4 separate regions of the Homo sapiens genome follow, and all the other regions are linked to region 2. Evidence: chromatin loops called from intact Hi-C (ENCODE). Cell type or tissue: Caco-2. All regions are shown on one strand. Region 1 has its middle 85 kb from the start of WDR72. Region 2 has its middle 52 kb from the start of UNC13C. Region 3 has its middle 72 kb from the start of WDR72. Region 4 has its middle 100 kb from the start of WDR72.

Region 1 (2,500 bases), 81 kb after region 2:
ATTGAATACTGTACTGAAAGTGAAAAACACAATGGTTTTATTGGTACTTGGAGTATGTTTTCTACTGAGTGTGTAAGGCTTTTGTAGCATTGTAAAGTAAAAAAAAAGAGAAGTAAGTCAAACCATCCTAAGCGGGGAACTGTTTATGCTAGGATTTTGCCCCAAAAATGAAAAATGATGCTGCCTGCAAGTGTCAATTGGGTCTGCCACAGTTCAAACATGTCTCATTATTAATACCTAAAATTTCCCTGGATTCATAGCATTATAGGAAATAAAAAGATTCATTCATAAAACAGTACCACTTCATGGACTGAATCACATACAATTTACTGACAGTTAAATTAAGCTTAAACATAACACATACAACACATAATTAATAAGTAGTTATAATTATATTGAACTTTGCATCCCTAGACCCGTGCTTAGCATAGAGTAAGCATTCAATAAATTTCATGAATGATCAAAACACTGAATGCATAAGGAAATAATATGCTGTGGTATTAAAACCAACTTCATATCATAGGACATTGTGTTGAAGGCTGTAGGCAAAGTAGGAGGGCTGTGTTGTCTTCCAGCTCTGCTTCACAGTCTCTTCTGATTCTAGTTGTGAGGCTGTATTCTTTTTGATCTACTTCTCTATTTCAGTTTTCTATACTGTTCCATGCTGAACATTCTGTTATAATTTTTTTTTTTTTTTTTGAGAGACTCTCGCTCTGTCACCCAGGCTGGAGTGCAATGGTGTGGTGTCAGCTCACTGCAACCTCAGCCTCCCAGGTTCAAGTGATTCTCCTGCCTCAGCCTCCTGAGTAGCTGGAACTACAGGTGCATGCCACCACACCCGGGCTAATTTTTATATTTTTAGTAGAGACGAGGTTTCACTGTATTGGCCAGGCTAGTCTCGAACTCCTGACCTCGTGATCCACCCACCTTGGCCTCCCAAAGTGCTGGGATTTCAGACGTGAGCCACTGTGCCCCGCCTTCAATTTTTAATATAATCAGTTTAGAGAGCTTTCTCTGAGATTGCTTAAACTTAGCTCATACGTTCAGGCTCACTGCTTTAACACCTGGATATAAACCTGTATCATCCATTTCAGTATGAACTTGAGAAAGTCAAAGACAACATGGTGACAAACACTCTCTCCTTGTCCAACCTCTAGCATGGCTTCTCACAGCTCAAGGTAGTGCCTCTAGGATGATGTCACTAGTCCCCTTAACATGCCTGCTTGAAAAAGCTTAATGCTGGCCAAAGAATTTACTGTTCGTTCCAGCAGAAATCTGACTATAGGTCCCTGATCTCTTTTTTCTTAGGAACCCTTCCTTCTACTTGAGAAAACTTGCAATTGTAAAACATTTGTCCCTTTGAGATGCATCTTCTGCAACCCAAAAATGTCATTCTCAAGAACCTGAAAGTCAGCCCTTTGAAATGTCATCGTCAAGAATGCTAAAGCTCTGTCTTCCAGGCTATATGAGAGTGCAGGAGCCTAACTTCGATAAACACCAGTTAACAAATACACAGATGACCTTATCACATTGACCCACCTTCCCTGCCTCAGTGTCCTTCAGTACTTTTCCTTTGTCACACCCCAGCAAACAAACAATCCCACATTTTGTTTCAACAAAACTGAGCTCAGTCAATACCAAAGTATTTCTCTCTCATTGCAGTAGTCTGAATAAAATCTGCTTTGCTGCCTTTAATGGACATTGGACTCTGTTTCTCTTTAACAGTGACCAAATTTCCTTATCTCATAGATAACCTTGCCTTCTACTTCACCAAGAATATTAAAATTCTCAGTGGTGATCTTCCTTAGCTCTCTGATTTGCAACAAACATGCTTATCTACAGTGACACACACTTTTTCCTTCTTTTCTCTGATTTCAGAGGTTGTGTCTCTCCTGCTCCAGGAAACACATTTACGTATGCTCTGGGATTCACTTCTTTTCCCTTCAGCTGGGACCTTCCATTATCAGTTCCCCTTTTTATATGTCACATCTCCTTTAAACTGGCTGCTCCTCAGCCAATCAGCATGCTCAGGCTCTTCTGTTCTGAAAAGATTTTAAACTCCGTCTGATTTCTTTTCTCCTCTTATTCCATGAATCTTCAATGAGTTATCTCTACTTTTCAATGCCCACTTTTTAATATTCACTTAATTCTCACTCCACTGAAATAGAGCCTCTCAACAAATCTCATGGACTTCCTCTCACTAGTGACTTCCTAAATCCTGACTTCAAGGGAAACTTTTTAGTATCTAACTTATCAGGCTTCTGTGCTGACCTGGGATGTGCTGGCCATTAACATGTTTCTTACATGTTTCTTTTACTCCTTTGACTTTGTTCTGCACACATGGCCTTCATTTTCAGTCTTCTTCATGGGCTCTTTTTTCTCCACATATACAACATAGTATCCTCTTCAGACCTCTAGCCTTGGTCCTTTTCTCACCCACTGGTCCCTCCTTGAACAGCATTACTAATCTCATGATTAATTGCTTATAAAAAAATAAGTA
Region 2 (2,500 bases):
GTTAAATCCTGATTCCATCACTCACTAGTTTTGTCATCTTGGGAGTGTTACTTAACTTTTCTGTTTTGTATTCCTCAGAATTAAATTGGAATAAAAATAGTATCTACTTTGCCTGGTGGTTATGAGGATGAAATGAGTTAACATTTATAAAGCTCTTAGAACAGTGCCTGGAATATAGAAAGTACAATACTGTATAAGTGGGTGTTAAATAAATGGATGACAATCTATCTGCTTAAGACCTTTTTCTGGAGGAAAATGCTTACTCACGGAAAGTAACCCTCCGTAATCCAGCACCTGCTTACCTGTCCAGTCCAACTCAGTTTATCCCACATAAGGGCAGAGCTATAGGCACGGAAAACTATTGGCAGATCCCTGATCCTGTCCTGCCGTTCCATTCCCCCATGCCCTTCTCTCTGGAATGTCCTTCTCTCTGGAACATGAAGTGAACTCCCACCAATCATTCAGGCATTAAAGATTGGTATCTTCTTCCTTTTAAGCCAAGCCAAGTTACTCGCTTCCTTTGTGGTGCTGTCATAGAATCTGGCAGATATCTCTATTATTCCATTTACCACACTGCCTTGCAATATTTCTGACAAGCCTCCTTCCCCTATTAGGCATGCTTTTTGAGGCCAGTGACTGTGTCCTGTATCCTTATCTCTTTGATACATAGCATAATAACTAGCATGGAATATAGGATACAACAAATATTTCTGTTTCATTATCCTCTACGTGTTTTCCTTCCCCTCTCAATAGTATTAGCAGTGATATCATGATGCCTTAATATACATAGAACACTTTAAAACATATGATATCCCTTTTTTGATCCACAGAATAAAAGAAAAATAATTATTCTCACATGTGAGAGAACTGAGGTTTCAAAAATCAAGTGGTTTCCCTAGGATCATGCAGCCATTATTCAAATCCAGGGCTTGTAATTCCAAATCCTACAAATTATTTTTCCATTTCACAATTACCTACCCTCCCTTGAAGATGACTATTTTGTATTAAACTCTGGGAAAATAATGATTCTGCTCCCTACACCTTCTTCAGAAAGCACCTCTGCTTTAATGTCTATGAGTCATACTAACCCCATTGAAAAAAAAAACAAAAACTAAAAAACTAAATCATCTTGTTTTAATCAACAAGAATAGTATTGCTCCTGGCCAAATGCATTCATTACTTACAAATATGCTTTGTAAGCTCCCAGATAGGTGTCTTTTAAAAATATGTTGTGTTCCCACTGGGGTTTGATCAAAATCCGTGGTTGCTCTTCAAGGGAACAAAGTTCTTGGAGTCAGATAAGGAAGCCTTGTCTGCAAATTCATTTCATATTTTACAGGCCTAGCCAGGAATAGTCACAAAAGAGAAGCACCTGGTCAGGCATGGCGATCATTCACAAGATCCGAACAAGGAAGATCTTTCTTTAAAAATAGATTTCGGAGACACCTGAAGATTAGGCTGCGAGCTAGTGTCACTGGTAAATAATAGTCTGGTGTTTACATTTTCACCAGGGATTGTTTCTCCCGACACTACAGATTAAATGAGGCAGCTAGACTCTCGGAGCCTGTCATTTTACGGGGAGAGCTATGTCTTTAAAATGTAAACAAAAGAGATAGTCTGTCTTTCTAAGGAGTTTAAGAAAAGCCGGAATTTAACATGCAAACACACTTCTATCCTGCTTGACACTTCTATTCTGCAAGACAAGCTTTATACTAAAGCTCTAAAGTGAGTTTTTTCTCACCTCAGAAGTCCTTCCAAATCCAGGTGTGTGGCCAATGCTAACTGCTACAGAGAAAACAAGCCTCTGGCTCATGGGAAGGACAGGCTGTGTTGCCAAACACAGACCCTTTGGGGTTTGAAATCTTGACAGGTCCCAAACAAAGTGTCTTGTTGTGTTTCCTCTTTTATAGACTATAGCATTTAAATTTTATAACAAGAAAAGATGTATACTTTCTTTTACCTTTATTTTGGGAGGATATCTACCCTATGAGAGACTATCTGAAATAAGAATCTCATGTAATTACTGTAAAAATCCATGAACATCCCAGTCACATCAGCTGGTTACATTTATTCCCTCCATTAAAGACACAAAATAATGTAAACAGATTCCCCTTTTTCTGTGACATTCCCCATGAAACTAAGTGCTGTTTTCTCTTTATAAGAACCATTGACTGAAACAAACTTCTGATTCAATATCTGGCCCATAACAGCTGTGAAAGCACAATTTTCTATTGATAGCTTAAATCCCATCTCACCTTGAGAATCTTAGTTATAGGCAGGCTAGAAAACACGTATAACCATATAACCCTAAACACATAGTTTATAAACAACATTCCATCTTAAAGGGAAAACATTAATTTTTGGTATCAACAGAATTTATTTGTGCTTTAAAAAGTAAATTTTGATTGTGATAAGAATTGGTGTTTGAATTTTGTGTTCAAAATGATTCAGTGTTCAAAAGTCTTTGATTTTAGTCAAATGAAATATAGGCTTTCTTTGG
Region 3 (2,500 bases), 95 kb after region 2:
TTGTAAACCAAATAAAATGACTGAGGCAAGCTTCAATCAACTTAGAGATTTATTTTGCCAAGGTTGAGGATGCACCTGGGAAAAAGAGACACAAGGCACAGTAGGATCTGCGGCCTGCACTTTTTCCAAAGAGAATTTTGAGAGCTTCAATATTTAAAGAGAAAAAAGTGGGCAGGATGGGGAAGGAGGAAAGAAAAAAAGAGAGATAAAGAGTATGGTCACATTCTTGTGAGGCTTTCATTAGCGCTCACGGAATCCACATGTTGCATATGAAAATGAGGGAGTAGAGGAGCAGTCAGTTATGTATTTGCTCAGTAAAACTGCACTTTACATAAGATAAAGTAAACACAGAGTAGAGGAAGAAGTCAAATATGCATTTGCCTTAGGGTGGAGGGGACAATTTCTAGTCTCCTCTTGTCCCACACTCATAAAGATAAGCTGTTAATTTACATTTTCAGGGTGAGGGATGCCACCCGGGGAGATATGCGGCCTTTTATCTTGTAACTGTTTAGGAACAAAAGGAAAGGCAGGTTTTGGGGTTTTTGTTTGTTTGTTTTTGTGCATGACTCAGCTTCCAAGCTTAATTTTTCCCTTTGGCATAGGGAGTTTAGGGTGCTGAGATTTTCTTTTCCTTGCTCACTATATATCTATTTATTTAAAATAAGCCCACAAGGAAAGCTTGTGGTGTTAAAACTGTGTAGTGTCTGGACCATGGAGGCAAATACAGGAAACTACATAGGTGATAAAATGTGTAGAGCTTAATACACTCCAATTCATACCAATGAATACAAGTACAATGAGGGAATCAAAATAAGATCTTTGGATTGTATAGATGTCTGTATCTTCATTGTGATATTATGCTGTAGTTTTGCAAAATGTTACCAATGGGGGAAAATAGACAACGTGTACAAATGATCTTTTTGCATTATTTCTTACAATTGCATGTGAATCTACAATTATCATAAATTTTTAAAATCTTTAAAAATAGTTTAAAAATCAAGCGACAAGCTGCTAAATAAAATATATTCTATACTCCTACCTTGAAAAATAGGCCTCTTAACTACCTGGAATTCCAGTAAGGGAGGAGACCACCCCTCATAGTGTCTTATGACCAATTTCTGCCTCAAAGAAAAAGTAGGAGTTAAAGAAAAGACAGAAGTGAAATCAGTAGTCAGACAGCCCGGCGCTGCATTCCCAGGCTGGTAGTTAAAGATTGACTCCTGACTTAACTGGTTATGTTATCTATAGATTCCAGACATTGTATGGAAAAGCACTGTGAAAATTCCTATCCTGTTCTGTCCCGTTCTGATTACTGGTGCATGCAGCTCCCCCGTCACGTAGCCACTGCTTGCTCAATCGATCACGACCCTGTCACGCGGACCCCCTTAGAGTTATAAGCCCTTAAAGGGGACAGGCATTGCTCACTCAGGGAGCTCGGTTTTTGGAGACGTGAGTCCACCGATGCTCCCAGCTGAATAAAGCCCTTTCCTTCCACGACTCGGTGTCTGAGGGATTCTTGTCTGCGGCTCGTCCTGCTACACCAGGTTCAAATTTCAGATACCCTGACTTGGAATTTTCCATGGGAACACAGCTGCCTAGGAAAGCTGCCCCATCTCAGAAGCACTCCTATTCTCTTCTCCTCCCTGTTCTCTAAAATGCATGTTTGTGGACACCCACATTTGTGGACAGAACATACAAGCTTCATCTACACTCCTCTTACCTCTCAAATGGAGTCCTTGGCCGCTTCTTGCAGGCTCCAAAACCAGGCTCCAAGTCCTTCAAACATGAAATTCTGAGTCCCACATACTTGGAGTCAGTCTATGGGTCAGAGCGAGGGGCACTGTAGCCTCTGGGTAGCACATCTCCTTTACCTTGCTAACTCTTCACATCATCTGTAGGGACACAGCCAGAAAAGCACCAGGGAAGGGTCCAATGCAGGGTCTCTTGTCAAAGTCTAAGGGGAGTATCAGTCAGTACTACCATTTTATAAATAAGAAAATTGAGTGAAATTATACTTCATGTCACTGATAACTAGTAATATCAGGTTTCCAGCCAGATCTATTAGAGTCCAAGGCCATGTCACAGCAGTTCTAGCACACTCTCCCCTGATGAAAACCTGAATAAAATGCCCATTTTATTGTCTAAGGAGTCCACAAGGGCCTATCTATCTGCTCACAGCTATCCTAATTACTAGCCAGATATACAGTTGCCTTTCTCAGGACTTGTGTCATTCATTTAATGAGGCAGATTATTATTGAAATTGAATTAAATTCAACAGGCATTCATTGAGAACACCACAGTCATTGAGACACGGCTCATTATTTGCAGGACCAGCTCATTAATTTTGATTAATTCAGGTGCCAACTCTACAACATACAAAATAGATGCTAAACGTATACAGATGCATTATGCAGAAGCCATTATCAAGAATAGTGCTTTCACAGGCATTCCTGAGATGTTTCTATGGATTCTGCTCTATTTTTTCATTATTTCCAGAAAT
Region 4 (2,500 bases), 64 kb after region 2:
TACACCTTGAATCTTCTATGGAGTATTAAATGCTCTGAGTATGATATTAATTATCAATCCTTTTGGCTACATACTAGTCTATTGAATGATTGCACAAATCTCTGATTGTTGACACTTGAGGATTCCACTTTTTCATTATAATATACAAATTGTGATAAGCATTCTTGTATTAAAATCTGTTGTGCCTGTATAACAATATCATTATGATAAACAGCTATCACTTGAATTACTGCATCAAGGGATATGTAACAGTTTATGACTTTTGATTTGTATCACAAAGTTGATCTTTAGAAAGATTGTACTAATTTACACAATTAGAAATGTGTGTCACTTCTGCAGTTTCCTGCCCAATACTGATCTGAAGGGTGAGGCCAACCTACATAGACTTGGGGATGACTCTGCCGCCCCAGACAGCCTGGAGGGTAGAGCATCAGTCCAAAGAGGAGTAGTCTCAGGCCTTAAGATCTGATAGAATTTGCCTTGCTAGGCTTTGGTCTTGCTTGGGACCTGTCACCTCTTTCTTCCTTCTGGTTTCTCCATTTGCAGTGGGAATGTCTATCCTAGGCCTGTCCACCATTGTATTTTGAAAGCACATTAACTTGTCTCATTTTACAGGTTTATAGCTGGAGAGAAATTTTACCTCAGGATGAATCATACCTACAGTCTCCCCTATATCTGATTTAGGTGATATTTAGATGAGACTTTGGACTTTAGAGTTGATGCTGGAATTAGTTAAAACTTGGAGGGCCACTGGGATGAAATGAATGTATTTTACATGCAAGAAGGACTTGAATTTGGGGGAGCCAGGGACAGAATGCTACAGACTAGATGTTGTTACCCCTCAAATCATATGCTGGAGCCCTAACCTAAAAAGTGATGTTACTTACAGATGGAGTCTTTGAGAGACAATTAGGTTTAAGATGAGGTCCTGAAGCCCCCAAGACACCAGAGAGATTGCTTTCGCTCTGTCTCCCCAACGTGAGTGTGGCAGGCCAGGTTTCTAGTAGCAACCAGAACAGTCGGTTTCCACTAACCTTTTACTATAATTTTGATGAATGCATAAGTTAAACATTAAAGAACTGGAGAAACTGGGTGTATGAGGGCAGGAATGTGAAAACAAACCTATTAAGACCCTGCCTGGGTTTTCTCAGACCCTAAAGTCTGATAGAATAATAGCATTCTTAAACATGCACTTTGTACCAGAACACACTTAAGAAACTTTCCAAGACTCTAGAGAAAGCTTTCCAGACCCCAGGCTCTAGTTAAAGATTAGATATAGATTGAATGAAACACTCCTGCTTATGGCCGCACTCCCACATGTAGGCATTGAGCTTAAAATATACACGAGCACTAGAAAAAAACTTGTAATTTTGAGTCTGTCTGGTGATTTACTCTGACTTTCTCCCTGTAACCAGTTGCAGAAATAAACACCCTTGTTCCAAGTCTGTCTGCATCTGGTTATTGGACCACGAGAACAAGCAGCTGGACCTCATTCTGTGCAGGAAAATGAGCACATAGCAAGAAGGTGGCTGTCTACAAGCCAGGAATAGAGCCCTTTCCAGAATTCGATCATGCTGCCACTCTGATCTTGGACTTCTAGCCTCCAAAACTGTGAAAAATAAATTTCTGTTGTTTAAGCTACCCAGTCTATGGTATTTTGTTATAGCAGCCCAAGCAGACTAATACATCTGGTGTCATTTCACAGCCGAGATTTAATGCCTCCTGATGATACACTGGCTAGTAGCAACATACCAGGCAAGGACTGAGTTGGAGGGACAAGATAGTGGAGCTGGTGGGAATTATGGGGAGTTAGTGTGGGTGAACTTCAACTAATACAAAACAAGAGACAAGAGAAAGGTAGGCAGTTGCATTTCTCCCTTTTACCTATCTTCCATGGACTACTCTGAGGTTATGATTCCTCTTTACAATTCTTCTGGAGAGGTAATGAAGGCCAAGCTAACATGCCCACTGAGCAATGTGCTGGATCTGCTTCCAACTCATTGTGTTTCATGTCTTTCTTTACCTCACTTTTCTTTTTTCTTTTATCTTAACACACATGTGTTTGCACCTCTATAGGCAGCAATACTTTAATTGTTGCCCCAGGCTCTGTTTTCTAGACGACCCATGCTAAGAAATGAGTTTTTGACAAGCACCATATACTGCTTCTCAGCCTTTTGACTAAGAACAAGTGTGATAAAGATGATATATTTTTATTATGATAGAAAGAAATCCAATGAACTTATAAAAAAACAAAAATAACAACACGCAAAAAATATGGAGTTGAGTCATTTTATGTTTCAGATGGCTATTTAATACCATTATCTTTTAGAAAGCAAGTGATAAAGTTTCCAATTATATCCTTGTATAAACACAAAGACTGAATAATAAAACATACTTGATTCGATTCTTACCTTTTAGATAACTATACCCAAGTAATACAAATTAATTACAAAGTATAAACTTAGCAGGAGGTCTCACATATAGAGTCCTTGAACATATT

The links. Peaks named below come from ENCODE experiments on the same cell type or tissue, not always from the same donor. Only the 100,000 strongest peaks of a DNase experiment are listed, where the experiment ranks them.
Region 1: a loop joins it to region 2, with 5 times the contacts of the local background. A loop is called at or near these places in 3 of 110 quality-filtered maps.
Region 3: it touches region 2 in a loop (6-fold over the local background); 2 of 110 quality-filtered maps call a loop at or near these places.
Region 4: a loop joins it to region 2, with 5 times the contacts of the local background. A loop is called at or near these places in 3 of 110 quality-filtered maps.

Annotation. Positions count from the first base shown.
Region 1 is chr15:53,843,522-53,846,021 of GRCh38, reverse strand. It overlaps a transcript of UNC13C not described here. Among named protein-coding and RNA genes, the nearest start is that of WDR72, 85 kb to the right of the region's middle. In Caco-2, no CTCF peak of the experiment used is centred here; DNase peaks (open chromatin) are centred at 1,191, 1,541 and 1,941.
Region 2 is chr15:53,924,726-53,927,225 of GRCh38, reverse strand. It overlaps a transcript of UNC13C not described here. Among named protein-coding and RNA genes, the nearest start is that of UNC13C, 52 kb to the left of the region's middle. In Caco-2, no CTCF peak of the experiment used is centred here; a DNase peak (open chromatin) is centred at 1,401; H3K4me3 peaks cover 258 bases.
Region 3 is chr15:53,829,999-53,832,498 of GRCh38, reverse strand. No RefSeq gene overlaps it. Among named protein-coding and RNA genes, the nearest start is that of WDR72, 72 kb to the right of the region's middle. RefSeq lists an enhancer at 102-603. In Caco-2, no CTCF peak of the experiment used is centred here; DNase peaks (open chromatin) are centred at 438 and 1,298; H3K4me3 peaks cover 211 bases.
Region 4 is chr15:53,861,191-53,863,690 of GRCh38, reverse strand. It overlaps a transcript of UNC13C not described here. Among named protein-coding and RNA genes, the nearest start is that of WDR72, 100 kb to the right of the region's middle. In Caco-2, no CTCF peak of the experiment used is centred here; DNase peaks (open chromatin) are centred at 1,060 and 1,220; H3K4me3 peaks cover 177 bases.